5 separate regions of the Homo sapiens genome follow, and all the other regions are linked to region 2. A link is a contact called in ENCODE Hi-C or POLR2A ChIA-PET data. All regions are on one chromosome and are shown on one strand. The core of a region is the stretch at or near the end of the contact, and the rest is flanking DNA. Distances in the headings are between cores, read along the strand shown.

Evidence for each region. Hi-C counts contacts between places; a loop is a spot of excess contacts on that map. ChIA-PET counts read pairs that join two places held with the same protein, here RNA polymerase II (POLR2A). Pooled maps may share reads with other maps.
Region 1: a pooled map shows a loop between it and region 2 (3-fold over the local background). The contact joins the enhancer-like site here to the promoter of TRA2A in region 2. A Hi-C loop is called at or near these places in 1 of 37 single-sample maps with no recorded cell type and 4 of 50 pooled maps. POLR2A ChIA-PET finds 5 or more read pairs at or near these places in 2 of 52 experiments (B cell and activated CD4-positive, alpha-beta T cell).
Region 3: a map of PC-9 shows a loop between it and region 2 (5-fold over the local background). The contact joins the promoter of SNHG26 here to the promoter of TRA2A in region 2. A Hi-C loop is called at or near these places in 1 of 168 maps with a recorded cell type or tissue (PC-9), 1 of 37 single-sample maps with no recorded cell type and 16 of 50 pooled maps. POLR2A ChIA-PET finds 5 or more read pairs at or near these places in 3 of 52 experiments (GM10248, activated B cell and endothelial cell of umbilical vein).
Region 4: a map with no recorded cell type shows a loop between it and region 2 (4-fold over the local background). The contact joins the enhancer-like site here to the promoter of TRA2A in region 2. A Hi-C loop is called at or near these places in 1 of 37 single-sample maps with no recorded cell type and 4 of 50 pooled maps. POLR2A ChIA-PET finds 5 or more read pairs at or near these places in 1 of 52 experiments (OCI-LY7).
Region 5: a map of psoas muscle shows a loop between it and region 2 (9-fold over the local background). The contact joins the promoter of IL6-AS1 here to the promoter of TRA2A in region 2. A Hi-C loop is called at or near these places in 1 of 168 maps with a recorded cell type or tissue (psoas muscle) and 1 of 50 pooled maps. POLR2A ChIA-PET finds 5 or more read pairs at or near these places in 1 of 52 experiments (Panc1).

Annotation. Positions count from the first base shown.
Region 1 is chr7:22,870,963-22,873,662 of GRCh38, reverse strand. No RefSeq gene overlaps it. Among named protein-coding and RNA genes, the nearest start is that of SNORD93, 16 kb to the right of the region's middle. RefSeq lists an enhancer at 925-1,034. Within about 2 kb of position 1,407, at least 3 of the 41 ENCODE cell types and tissues checked have a DNase peak (open chromatin) inside an H3K27ac peak, as active enhancers do; they include B cell, where a contact is called at or near this core.
Region 2 is chr7:23,530,660-23,533,359 of GRCh38, reverse strand. TRA2A (transformer 2 alpha homolog) reads left to right here and starts at 1,379. Exons shown (of 8, transcript NM_013293.5): 1 at 1,379-1,571. The coding sequence starts at 1,536. RefSeq lists enhancers at 141-640, 1,000-1,119, 641-1,142, 1,290-1,509, 1,520-1,569 and 3 more.
Region 3 is chr7:22,852,936-22,855,635 of GRCh38, reverse strand. SNHG26 (small nucleolar RNA host gene 26) reads right to left here and starts at 1,396. Exons shown (of 5, transcript NR_146320.1): 1 at 1,356-1,396. RefSeq lists enhancers at 392-621, 413-1,024 and a silencer at 1,122-1,581.
Region 4 is chr7:22,674,197-22,676,896 of GRCh38, reverse strand. No RefSeq gene overlaps it. Among named protein-coding and RNA genes, the nearest start is that of IL6, 52 kb to the left of the region's middle. Within about 2 kb of position 1,281, at least 3 of the 41 ENCODE cell types and tissues checked have a DNase peak (open chromatin) inside an H3K27ac peak, as active enhancers do.
Region 5 is chr7:22,726,277-22,728,976 of GRCh38, reverse strand. IL6-AS1 (IL6 antisense RNA 1) reads left to right here and starts at 1,357. Exons shown (of 2, transcript NR_131935.1): 1 at 1,357-1,409; 2 at 2,272-2,700. IL6 (interleukin 6) reads right to left here and starts at 1,777. Exons shown (of 5, transcript NM_000600.5): 1 at 1,696-1,777; 2 at 1,343-1,533; 3 at 171-284. The coding sequence starts at 1,714. RefSeq lists an enhancer at 1,128-2,327 and a silencer at 2,313-2,362.

The DNA of each region.
Region 1 (2,700 bases), core at 158-2,657, 660 kb after region 2:
CTAGAAAATGTTTGTGAGCACGGATGGCCAAGATAAAGGAAGCTATTAAGGAGGAGTCTATAGAAATCATGCCTTGCAAAAACTGGGAACCCCTTATAATCATGATTTCTTTTAAACTACACTTATTTGGATGTACTCTGGTTCAAATAACAGCACCTAAAATAAGACAGCTATGTGGATAAAAGCCAAGTAACATGGTATCGTCCATCTCCGGGTGAAGAATAGAAAGTCTTCCTATTCTTTGTTAATTAAATTTTTTTTTTAAAAAAAGATAAAGCACAGAATTTATTACAATTAAAAAATCTTGTAAATATATCCTTCGATGATGGTGGAATAGTTAAGATAATAAGCTTCATAGTCACACTGCTTGGGTTTGAATCTCAGCTCAGCCATGTGCCCTCTCTGTGACTTTGAACAAATAAAATCACCTATCTGTGCCTCAGTTTCCTAACTTGTGAAAGGGAAACACTATTGACCTGTAAGAGTTGTTGTGAGGATTGAAATGAATAGATGTAGAAAGCTTAAAACTATCGCCTGGCACAGAGTAAGTGTTCAACTAATTCTGTCCTCTACCCTCCTCTTGTCACCTTTCTCCCCGACAAACATGTTGGTTATAATAATGGCTGTTAGTACTATTATAGTTGTTAAGATAATGGGTTGTGTTGGGAAAGAGTGCTGAGATGGGAGTTAAAATAATTAGCTACAAGTAACACAGTCTGTCTGTTTCTCAGTTTATTTATGTTAATTGTCCATGTTCCAATAGAATTGATCTTGAAGGTCTTTTCCTGGTTGCAAATCCTATGGCTAATCTATAGTTAAACCCAAAGGGATCTTTCCTGTTTTCACCATAACTGCATGGCTAGCAAATCTAGCAAATGCATGATGTTAAATTCACCAGAAGGAAGGACTCACCCATTAAGTTGCAATGTTTCCTTCCTCTCACTTACAGGGATGAATACCAACAGTCCGGCAGGAGGACCAGATCATCAATATATTTGCTCCCCTGTCTGTGGGTCAAGTGATGACATGGGCATCTCACGTGATCAGTTGTTGTTTCATTCTTGGATGGAACTTTGTTTCACTTCTTGTAGTTTCTATTTCTGTCCAGGGTTTATCAGCTAGTTCGCCAATTGGCTATACGACCCCAGCAATACACAGTAGGGCACCTCCTAGAAAGGCAACAGGAGGCTGTGAACATTGAAAGTTATGCAAACTCAGAGGGAGTTCCTGTTCTTTTCTTCTCCTTTATGTCAGTGTTTCTTTCCAGAACTCTTCTTTCCAGAACTCTTGAAAGTTCTGATCATAATCTGATCACAATCTCAACATTTTATCTGCAAATGTGCCTAGAAACAGTGACAAATGAGAGGGCTCCAGCTGTGCCATTGGTCATGCAGTTCATATGGCTGATCTTATTGGTGGGGGCAGGCAGGGCTGCCTTATACACAGGTTGTGCACTGCATAACTCTGGGGACTCCATTCAGAGAGACTAACACCCCCATGGGACTGTGCAGTATACAACGTGCACAACCTATCCCACGGTCCTGGGGGGCGATTACTCCTCCAATCTCACTTACGAACATCCTCCCCAGAGATACTAGAGAGGCAAGTGTGTCACAGTATGAGCTGCTCTTTGGTCAAGACAATATGATGAATTGGTCATTTCTGTTATCAACAGTATTTTTTTTAAATCAGAAATTCCCAAGCAGTATAGTGGGAATAAAGGGAAGGGGGCCTTGCCAGTAGATATGACCTCATTCTCCCAAAGAAAGAGCCAACACTGCATACTGACTATATTGCCCATCTGCCTGGTACAGCACAGTCCAGGAATTGCTTCTGCTCTGTTTCTTTTTCTGTACTTCTTATAATTAATTCTCTTTTCTCTCAAGTTATTTTGCAATTAAAGTCCACCAGATCTCACTGCATAAATAAAATATATGTATTTGGAGAGATAGATAAGTAGAGATACATATTTAGATGAGGGATGAATAGATAGATATGCAAGCAGATAGATGGATAGATAGAGTAAACTATATCCTTCCCCTCTGTGGCTATTACCTGTGTGACCATGCAAGGTTAGTTTATTCACATTCTGTCTCACTATCTGTAAATTAAGGACAACAAAAGAAGTGATATCATAGGGATGTTGTGACAATTAAATAAGATAGTTTATGTAAAGCCCTATTTTACTCCCTGGCATATAGTAAAACTTAAGTCAACATTAGCTATTTTGTTCATTGTTGTCATTGTGACCTTTTTAAAAACTGTTCTGGCAATACATTCATTTCTGCAATTAAGAGCCTAATCCTTCCCACACTTCTTGGTCTACAATGGATCTGGCCCACCTGCCCCTTTGTCCTCCCTCCACAGTCCTATTTGGTTCCTCTAGTCCTTTGCAGGATTTGTCTTAATTTGCACTAAATACCCCTCACAATGGTGTGTGTATATATTTTATTTTATTTATTTATTTTGACACAGAGTCTCACTCTGTCACCCAGGCTGGAGTGCAGTGGCATGATCTCGGCTCACTGCAACCTCCGCCTCCTGGGTTCAAGCGATTCTCCTGCCTCAGCCTCCCGAGTAGCTGGGATTACAGGCACATGCCACCACGCCGGGCTAATTTTTGTATTTTTAGTAGAGACAGGGTTTCACCATGTTGGTCAGGCTGGTCTCGAACTCCTGACCTTGTGATCCACCCACCTC
Region 2 (2,700 bases), core at 130-2,629:
AGCAATCTTCATAATAATGCCAGATGAACTTTCCTACCATAGAACTATAGTTGAAAGTCTATGTCAATCTTTTTACTACAAAGCACTGTAGGAAAAAAATTTAAGATGAAACTAATTTTTAAAGTTGCATTACACAAGTAAAACTCATCTCAGAGATTATTACTATGATTGGGAACCAAGTTGACAGATTTGGGAGGTCTTCACTGTGAAGCTTTATGGAAATATCTAAGTCAAAAAAACTAGTAGGGAGCTAAGCATTATAAAAAAAAAACTACACGGCTGTCTCTAGGAGGGGGAACTGGAGCAGGGACACGAGGCAAGGAGCAGCGGCTTTGCATCATAACCTCATCTGTGCATGTACTACGTCGACATTACACAGGGCAAATATGGAAGAAAAGTAATACAGTCAGCTGACAACGTGCCCCCCAAAAGCCTGTTATATATACACGATTCCAGCCGGGCGCGGTGGCTCAGGCCTGTAATCTCAGCACTTTGGGAGGCCGAGGCGAGCAGATCGCTTGAGTCCACAAATTCGAGACCAGCCTGGGCAGCATGTCAAAACCCCATCTCTGCAAAACACACAAAAATTAGCCGGGTGGGCCGGGTACGGTGGTTCACCCTTGCAATCTCAGCACTTTGAGAGGCCCAGGCGGGCAAATCACCTGAGGTCAGGAGTTTGAGACCAGCCTGTCCAACATGGTGAAACCCCCGTCTCTGCTAAAAATACAAAAATTAGCCGGGCGTGGTGGTGCATGCCTGTAATCCCAGCTACTGGGGAGGCTGAGGCAGGAGAATTGCTTGAACCTGCGAGGTGGAGGTTGCAATGAACCTAGATAGCGCCACTGCACTTCAGCCTGGGCAACAGAGTGAGACTCCGTCCCAAAAAAGAAAAAAATTAGCCGGGCGTGGTGGCGCGCGCGGGAGCCTGAGGTGGGAGGATCGTCTGAGCCCGGGAGTTTGAGGCTGTGGTGAGCAGTGATCGCTTCACTGCACTTCAGCTTGGGTGACAGAGCGAGACCCTGACTCAAAAAATAAACAAACATAAAAAAACGCTTCCAATGTTTTGTTCCCTTACATCAGAATCCACTTGGACAATATTTAAAGGGGCTAAGGTCATATAAGGCTCATCTGGCGACTGAAAAGTCTTCAAAGAGGTTGACGCGTCCGAGGTGAGTCTGAAGTTTGGAGGACAGCACGGGACCGCGATTCCAAGGCGCCCAGGTTGAGAGCGCAGGCCGCCCGCCAACCTCCACCCTCGCTCCAGGCCCAGCCGACACAAAGCCTCGCGGGAGGTGGAGCCTCGTGACGTCACAGAGACGCCCGCCCCCTTTACGTCGTGCTCTGAGGAGGCCAGGAGATTTCTGGCGGCGCCGGCGCCATTTTGCTGGAGCCTGCGACCGAGTGGGAGTGGAGTGGAGCGGCTGTGGTTGCCGACTCTTTCCTCTTCCCCACGGTCCAGTCAGCGGGTTAATTAGGCCATCGGCCCTCGAGCCGAGACTTGTCTCTTATTTAGTTCTGGGGAGCGCCTCGTCGACATGAGTGATGTGGAGGAAAACAACTTCGAGGGCAGAGTGAGTACAAAGCCGCGGGAGCCGTCTAGGCGGCGGCCCAATGCTCGGGGTTTCACGGGAACAAGCGCGGTCGGGCGGGGTTGCGGGTAGTCCCGCGAGGAGCAACCTCTGGAGCCATCGCGATTGATTCCTCCCATCCCAAGATGGCTTCTGGGTTCCACTCCTTCCCCAAACACCACGGATAACACCCCTCCCCCTTTTTTGGAGGCTGACTGATACCTGGACTTCTGGGTCCTCTTCCCTCCCCGCCCCCGCATTGCTTCCTCCCTTCTCCCCACCCCTGAGGCTTCCTTATGTCTGCTCCGAGGTGTGGGTCCCCGTCGCGGTTGGGCGGGAGGAGGCGGCAGGGAGCTCCCCTCCGTCCGGATAGTGGTAGGTGCTTCCTGCGGTGGCATTTCTGGCGACCCCGAGCATCGTAGAGGGTCTCGGGATCGAAAGTGCGCGGGGCTGCTTTCCGGGCGGGGAGAAGCTGGCGTGGGACTAGCTGGGGCCTGTGTCTCCTTGGCTCTCTATTTCAGTGAGCGGCCGCGTCTCTGTTGGAACCGGCGGCGTTGCGTCTAAAAAGGCGAAAGCCTTGAGGTTGAAGGTGGGACGAGCCTAATGAAGTGGTTAGTCAACGACCGCACCGACCCTTAAGCGTTCTTAAGACGAGAGCTGTGAGGGGAAACTACGCAAGGAGCCCTTTTCCCTTAATGTCCCTTCGACTTTCCTTTCACTTCGAAATGAATGTGGAAATGCTGTCACGCCTTATTTTTCTAATTCCTCGATGTTGGGTTTTTTCTCTTCTTTATATCTCAACTTTTAATGCTCTTCTTCCTATGACCTTTCATCTAAAAACTGACCACTCCTTTACAGGTTTTTACGGTAAAAAAAAAAAAATCTGTCTTTCTTTAATCTTACATAGCTGAACGAATTCATTGGCTCAGTATTTTTAAGATAACTAGTCAGTATATACTGTTCTGTAACTTAAAAGATGACCTGAAAATTAACAGGCCCTCTCCCATTTCTCTTCTCACTCTATCCCCCACCGAAGAGGGCTCAGAAAAAAGTTTTTATTAATATATTTGGGGTCGGAGAAATACAAACATCACAAAGAATACGATATCCCCAGCTTAAATGTACTGGAACG
Region 3 (2,700 bases), core at 147-2,646, 680 kb after region 2:
TTCGCCAGAGCTGGAGGTATTCCAGGGAGGGAAAATTGTCCATGCTCTGGGTCTATCTATAACGCTGGATAAAAGATGCCTAGAACCTAGGCTGCAAATGTACAAGCTTTCCTCATTAAAGAATGGTAAAATGGGTCCCATTTGGTTTCATCAAAAAGGCAGCAAATCTTTCACAACTGAGGAAAACAGGTGAACCACGAGCTTCACATTCCAACAGAACTGTGGTACCTATGCTAGCCACAAAGATTATTTGTTGACTCAAATGTAAATTTAGATCTTTATCAATTTTACTAAATTCGCAAAGTATCCCTTTATATAGCATTTTGTACCAGTAATGAACAATTAGTATGCTCAGCGATGCTCAGGAGAGCCGCTCCAAAAACTTACATTATTCCCCAGACAAACGTTCTCTAGGGGCAGCCTTGCGTATTTCTACACCTTAGTAGACCTAAGTTAGGCGTTCAACACCTTGTCCTGGTCCAAGCCAGAAAGAACCCAGTAGTTCAGACTTTTCCCAGGTCAGAAAACCACGAAGGGCCTCCTCACACCCTGATTAAACGTTGGAAGCGGGCCCTGTGCTGTAATAACGCTCTGGCCACTCCCAAAAAAGCGAATCTTCGGGAGGAAAGCAGGCTCCCTTATTAGGGCTCACAGCACTCCGCTCAACTTACTGTAGGCGTCGGCTCCAGCAAGACTCGTCCCTCCAAGCCTTTAAATTATCTGACTGCGGGCCAGTAGCAAATGAACGGCACTGGTGGCGGTGGGGGATGGCTGCGCGAGTGAAATGACCTCCGTGTGTTTGCTAACCCCGCTATTATACTGCCCCGCTTAGAAACTTAAAGCGCTTCAGACATCAGATCTCACTCGCTTCCCAAATAGGCTTCCGTCCGCGCGGTCACAGCCCCTGGGCAGGCAGGAGCCCCGAGTGCACCAAGAACCCAGAGACCGTCCGGGGCTCGGCGCCTCCGCCTGCGGTTGGAATTTGATCCTCAAAATGCAATCATTTAATTGAAAAAGGACTAAAAGCTGCCTGTAGGCCGAATGCGTGGACGGCAGGGACTCAGGCACGGGAGGTGACGGGCGCCTGGCGGCTTCTGCTGAGTGGGGGTGGGATCCTCGAGGAAAGGGGGCGGCCCCTTCAAGCGCACAAGGACACGGGCCGTCCTAACCCGGGACGAAGGGCCCAAGCGCCACGAGGACGCCCCCACCCCCGAGGGGCCCTAACGGAGGCTTCCCCGCGGCGCCGAGCCGAGGCCTCGGCGTGGGGGCAGCGAGAGGCGCGCCTAGGAAGCGCACGGGGTAGCCCCGGAGCCACGTGGTCGGCTCCTGCGTCCAGAAGGTCCGAGCCCACTTACCCAGTCACGCGCCGCGGCCGAAAAGGGAGGGCACTGCGGAGATCAAGTTTAAAAGGGGCCTGGGCGGGGCGGCACCAACCAAAAAGTTGCCGGAAGGCCCCTCCGGGTCCAGCACCCGCCCCGCCCGCGGGGCCCGGAGGCCCTCGCGCGCCCCCTGTCGGCGGCCCGGGCCTTCCCCGCCTTGGGCCCCCCCCCCCACCCCACACGGCCCCGGCTCCCACTTGGCCCCGGCTCCCACTTTGCCCCGGCCTCCGAGTCTGGGGAGTCTGCCCCAAACTCTCGCTGGCTGTGATGTCTCTTTACCTCGTTGAAGGTCAGAGGAAGCTCCTGCCACTCAAATAATGTTAGGTGTCTCTGGTACCCACTCCCCTCCCTTGCCTGGTGTTTCTTAAAGTCTTCAGCCACGCCCCTGGGTGCTTCTTTCAAGACTCGTCTAATTACGTAGCAGAAGACTGGCTCCCGTTAAAGGATGTGAACATTAGCGGAGGTCGGGGGTGCAAACTCATCGAAGAGGGGTTGAAGCACGGGGAGGACTCCTGGTGCCTGGAGTGCTGCATGCTTAGAATGATGGCCACGGCCCGCAAATATCTTGCCCCCAAAGCACGTCTGTGTCATTGGACTGTGAGGAGGAAGGGGAGAAGGTATTCTGACTGCAGTAAAATAAGCAGGTCTGTTGGCTGGATGCCTAAGCAGCACTACATATAGAACATGAGTGTTAAGGACTGAATTTGTCCCCACTCCCAAAGACATTGAAGACCTAACCTCCAGCACCTGTGAATGCGACCTAACTTGGAAAAACTGCGTCTTTACAGATGTGGTCAAGACGAGATCATTGGGGTGGACCCTCCTAATTCAACATGACTGATGTCCTTATCACACGGTGTCAAAATGCCACTTGAAGACAGAGACACACGAAAATGTGGCGGGACAGGGGCAGATCAGAGTGATGCAGCTGTAAGCCCAGGAATGCGGTGGATTGCCGGCCACCACCGGAGAAAGGCTAGGAAGAGGCAAGGAAGGACCCTCCCCTGCAGATTTCAGAGGGAGCTTGGTGTTTGGTTCTGCTGACACTTTGATTTTGGACTTCTAGTCACAAGAAATGTGAGACAAAACATTTCTGTTAAGTCACCGAGTGCTTTGTTAAGGCATCCCTAGGGAATTAATACAAGGACTGTGGGGACTTTCCCTCTGCCGTTCTGTGTAAAATCTGGCCATAAAGACATTATTTGACTTCCCTTGTTTGACTGTAGGTCATAAGACCCCCATTCCAGAGGGAGTCCTGTCCCATACCCAGAAGGAAAGAGTGCATGCTCAGAGAGGCCAAGAAGAATCCAGACAGACAGGC
Region 4 (2,700 bases), core at 32-2,531, 860 kb after region 2:
GTAGTTATAATAATGTGAACACTAAATACTGATCTAACCCAAATCAGTACATAAACTATGTTGGAATAATAAGAACATGGAGAGGGTGTGTGTATTGTGTATGCGGAATGAAATAATGAAATCTTCATCCAACATTGTGGGTGGTTAGTGGAGAATACCTAACACGGAAAAATAAAGAAATAGCAATACAAGCATGTTATTTAGAAATACAGAGGTAAATCTTTCTAAAAGAATTACCAAAGAAAATTGAAAGTGGGTGCCTCTAGGGAAGGACTTCTGCTTTTCTTAATGAATCTTACAGATTTGACTCAACTATGTGCACAGGTAACTCTGATTAAAAAAGAAAAGAGTGTGCCATCTCTGGTGTATTCTTTGTCCCTGGGATGTTTGAGAAGACCTTTTAGGAGTGTGCTATAAAGGTGATCCAAGCATCCTGAGGGTGACTGGATGAAATTCCTTAGTTTCTTCCGAGCCTGGAGGTTGATGGGCTTATGATTTTCAGTAATGAAACTATTTCCAAAGCACTTGATGTCCTATGGAACTGTGGAAAATTTCTTCCTTAAACTGAAATATAGCCCCAACTAATCTCTACTGTTGATTCTGGTTTTACTACTTGGGTCATAAAAAACAAATCCAATCCCTGTTCTTTATCAGCCCTCTTCAAGCATGATTAGACTGTTTTCATCTAAAAACCATTCCTCACACCCACTGTTATGGTTTTTGATCTCCTCACATCCTGTTCAACTTCCTGTGATTACATTCCACTTCTGAAGTGTGTGTGTGTGTGTGTGTGTGTGTGTGTGTTCAAAACAGAACATAATATTCCAGTTGTGGCGTGACCACAGGACACCTCCTTCTTGATTATAAAGCTCATCAGTCAAGAGTAGAGACTTCAGAGTCAGCCAGCCTGGGTTTAGGCCTAGCTGTTTTTTGTTTGTTTTTGGTTTTTTTGGTGAGACAGAGTCTCGCTCTGTTGCCCAGGCTGGAGTGTTAGTGGCGTGTTCTCGGCTCACTGCAACCTCCACCTCCTGGGTTCAAGCAATTCTCCTGCCTCAGCCTCCTGAGTAGCTGGGATTACAGGCACCTACCACCACGCCCGGCTAATTTAGTAGAGATGAGGCATCACCATATTGCCCAGGCTGGTCTCAAACTCCTGAGCTCAGGCAATCCACCCACCTCGGCCTCCCAAAGTGCTGGGATTACAAGCATGAGCCACCGCACCTGGCCTAGACCCAGCTTTGATACTTCCTGGCTGTGTGACTTGGAATGAGTTATACAACCTCATTGTCCTTCAGTTTCTTTGTTGATAAAACAGGAACAATGTCAGTATCTTCCTCGTGAGATTGTTTTGAGGATTTAGCAATATGATAAATGCCCAGCACTTAGAACAGAGGATGTCAAATAGTAGATGTTTAAAGAGTGTTAGCTATTAATTTTTTTCCTAGAATTTTCTATCAGTGTAGCTCAAGAAACCTATGAATATTTTTGACTGCTTGTTTCAATTAATCAATAAAGCAATCAATTAAACAGCAAACATTTGTTGAGTGCCTCTCTGTGCCAGATGCTGAGAAGAAGGGGAATAAGACCCCTTATCTGGAGGAGTTGATAAGTTGAGTTAGTTAAGAACTAACATCCTTTATATTTGTTTTATTGTCTCTTTTTGAAAAAAAAAAAACATTTTAATCAAAGGTATACATGCACATCATTTAAAAAGGCATGGTGCTTCATGTCTGTTATTCCAGTGACTCTGGAGGCTAAGGTGGGAGGATTGCTTGAGGCCAGGAGTTTGTGACCAACCTGGGCAACATAGTGAGATCTCATCCCTAAAAATAAAAAATATATTAGCTGGGCTTGGTGGCTCATGCCTGCAGTCCTAGCTACTTGGGAGGCTGAGGCAAAAGGATTGCTTGAGCCGAGGAGTTCAAGGCTGCAGTGAGCTGTGATCACTCCACTGTACTTCAGCCTGGGCAACACAGTGAGACTTTGTCTCTAAAAGAATTTTTTTTTTTTAATTTTAGTTTTTGAAAAAGTTAAGCCAGGCATAGTGGCTCATGCCTGTAACCCCAACACTTCGGGAGGCTGAGGCAGGAGACTTGTTTGAGCCCAGGAGTTTGAGACCAGCCTGGGCAAGATGGCAAGACCCTGTTTCTATAAAAATAATAAATAAATAAATAAAAATAAAAGTATTGTTAAATAGTATTAAAGAAATTACAATGGTTCCCTGTATCACTCTTCACACTCTTTCGTTGCTTCTTCCTAGAGGCAACTACTTTTGATTCTTTTAGCCATTTCTTCTTGCATATACATCTCAGTACTTCTAAATGATATGCCTAGATATACTGTTTGCAATGGTGACTTTTAGACATAATCATCTGTTATGATAGATGAACATCCAACTCTTATACTATCCTTCCTTATTGTTCCCATGCCCCACCCTCCCAAGATAATACAATTTTTGATTAAACTTCTGTATTTACCTAACTTTTTATGCAAATACAATTTCCAGTTGAGCACTGTGAACTATGGTTGCCTTTTCTAGTTTTTCCTGAAATTGTTGCCTTTTTTCCTATTTGCCTAATTTTCTTTGTACCTCTTCTAGCAGACGCACCTTCTAATAGACACCAACATTGGATGGTTTATCACTTTCTTTTTTTCTCTTAGGATAGCCCACTCCCCACCCCACCCCCGATCCCTTTCCTC
Region 5 (2,700 bases), core at 108-2,607, 800 kb after region 2:
AACTGCCTTTAAAAAAGCTTGAAGTTGGCCTCCTCATGAAATTTACATAACATTCTTTACATTTACCCACTTTTTGTTGCTGCCTGGATCTATATGTATACAGGCACTGCATGCAAGAGGGAGAAGTTTTGCCTAAGGAATAGTGAAAAGTGAGTGCGACAAGTTGGTACCTCATTGAATCCAGATTGGAAGCATCCATCTTTTTCAGCCATCTTTGGAAGGTTCAGGTTGTTTTCTGCCAGTGCCTCTTTGCTGCTTTCACACATGTTACTCTTGTTACATGTCTGGGAAAGAATACCAGAATTGTTATCACCTAAGTGTCCCTAAAACAAACACCACTAGAGGGCCTTTTCATTGTTCAACCACAGCCAGGAAAGTCTCTAAGAAAAATGAAGCTACAACTCATTGGCATCCTGGCAAGCAAATTCCAGTGGAGTGGGGGCACACTTGGGTTCAGTTCCAAGCTCACCTGTGACTTTAGGTGTGTTACTTAATCCTGAGTCTCAGTTTCCTTATCTCCAAAAACCTTCCTTGCAAATTTGTTTTGAAGATTAGACACAATATTTATTTAAAGTGCCTGGCACACAGTAGATACTTAATAACAGCAATTTTGACAATAATTAGGAGAATATAATTCAAGCCATAGAATGTTCCAGCAGGAAGGATCTATGAGATCACCTAGTCCACGCCCAATTTTACTGATGGAGTCCAGAGGTGGTAGGGAATTTACCCAAGATCACAAGGCTGGTTTGGCAGAACCAGAATTCGAGTGTGGGCTCCCAATCTCCCCTCCTGTGTTCTTTTCTTTCTACCAAACAGGACCAAAATACCTTGCATTGAAAGTGGGGAGATGCTTTAACCTATTTATGATTTGCCACTTTGGTGGGCTCTGAGGTATGAATCTTAGCTGGAATGGCTTTGAGGAATCCTAGCCATTGAGTTTACATAACCAAAAAGTACTGCAACTGCTCTGAGAAGCTGAACATGCCTTTCAGGTGGCACTTTTCTAGTCCTTCCAAAGCCCGGGGGACAAAAAGGAGCTTCACAGACCTAATTTTTTGGAAAGGGAAAAGGAAGCCCTGAGAAGCAATAACCCTCAGCTCATGCCAAAGGTGGGCATGGATTTCAGACCCATTCTGCATTTTCCAGAAAGGAAAGGAACTTCCTGACACCAGCAAAGGATAAATACAGAAGTCAGTCTAGTCGGCCCCGTTGGCCTCAAATCTACAGTGCTCTAGAACCCAGCAAAGACCTCCTAATGCAGGCAGCCCCCGGCCACACGCAGGGGCAAGGGGAACGCATGCGCACCGGGCCCTTCAACCCCATCGCCAAGCCTACCCACCTCCTTTCTCAGGGCTGAGATGCCGTCGAGGATGTACCGAATTTGTTTGTCAATTCGTTCTGAAGAGGTGAGTGGCTGTCTGTGTGGGGCGGCTACATCTTTGGAATCTTCTCCTGGGGGTACTGGGGCAGGGAAGGCAGCAGGCAACACCAGGAGCAGCCCCAGGGAGAAGGCAACTGGACCGAAGGCGCCTGTGCCGGAGGGGAGCGAGCGCAGGGGTGAGCTGACAGCACAGCTGGGAGCCTGCCTCTGCTGCTGGCCGCCCGCCAGCCCTCCCTGGGCCACACACCCCTCCCTCACACAGGGCTCGACCGCCGCTGGCAGTTCCAGGGCTAAGGATTTCCTGCACTTACTTGTGGAGAAGGAGTTCATAGCTGGGCTCCTGGAGGGGAGATAGAGCTTCTCTTTCGTTCCCGGTGGGCTCGAGGGCAGAATGAGCCTCAGACATCTCCAGTCCTATATTTATTGGGGGTTGAGACTCTAATATTGAGACTCATGGGAAAATCCCACATTTGATAAATCTTTGTTGGAGGGTGAGGGTGGGGCCAGAGCGGGTGGGGCTGATTGGAAACCTTATTAAGATTGTGCAATGTGACGTCCTTTAGCATGGCAAGACACAACTAGGGGGAAAAGTGCAGCTTAGGTCGTCATTGAGGCTAGCGCTAAGAAGCAGAACCACTCTTCCTTTACTTTCTTTTTTTCTTTTATTAGTGACTCAGCACTTTGGCATGTCTTGACAAAGAGTAAAGCTGAAGTCATGCACGAAGTTTTACAAAGAGAAAAAAAATAAGCTAAAGCTATGTTTTTTGAAAAAAAAAAAATTTTTTTTCAGTGACCAGATTAACAGGCTAGAATTTAGCGTTCCAGTTAATTTGTATTTGTAAAAACCAAAGATGTTCTGAACTGAGTTTCCTCTGACTCCATCGCAGCCCCCCAAGCCTGGGATTATGAAGAAGGTAATACTACCAGTCATCTGAGTTCTTCTGTGTTCTGGCTCTCCCTGTGAGCGGCTGTTGTAGAACTGCCTGGCCATCCTCAAATTTCGTGCAGTTACTTCAAGGCGTCTCCAGGTGGAGTGTGTGACTCCTTTTTGCCACCGCGTGGCTTCTGCCACTTTCTTCACCTGCTTCAGCCCACTTAGAGGAGGTTGGCTGCTGCCCTGCCCTCTCCCAAGTGACCCCTTGGGAATCCTCCCAGTGAGGACTTTGCTCTCTGTGCCAGAGGTTTGCCTTGTGCTGCCAGTGCTCTCCCCATTGCCACTGAGTCTCTTCACCACTGTTTCACTGGGGCACCTGCATGGGCCCCAGGTCTCCTGGAGCCCTGAAATTACTGAAGCCCACTTGGTTCAGGGCAGAAAG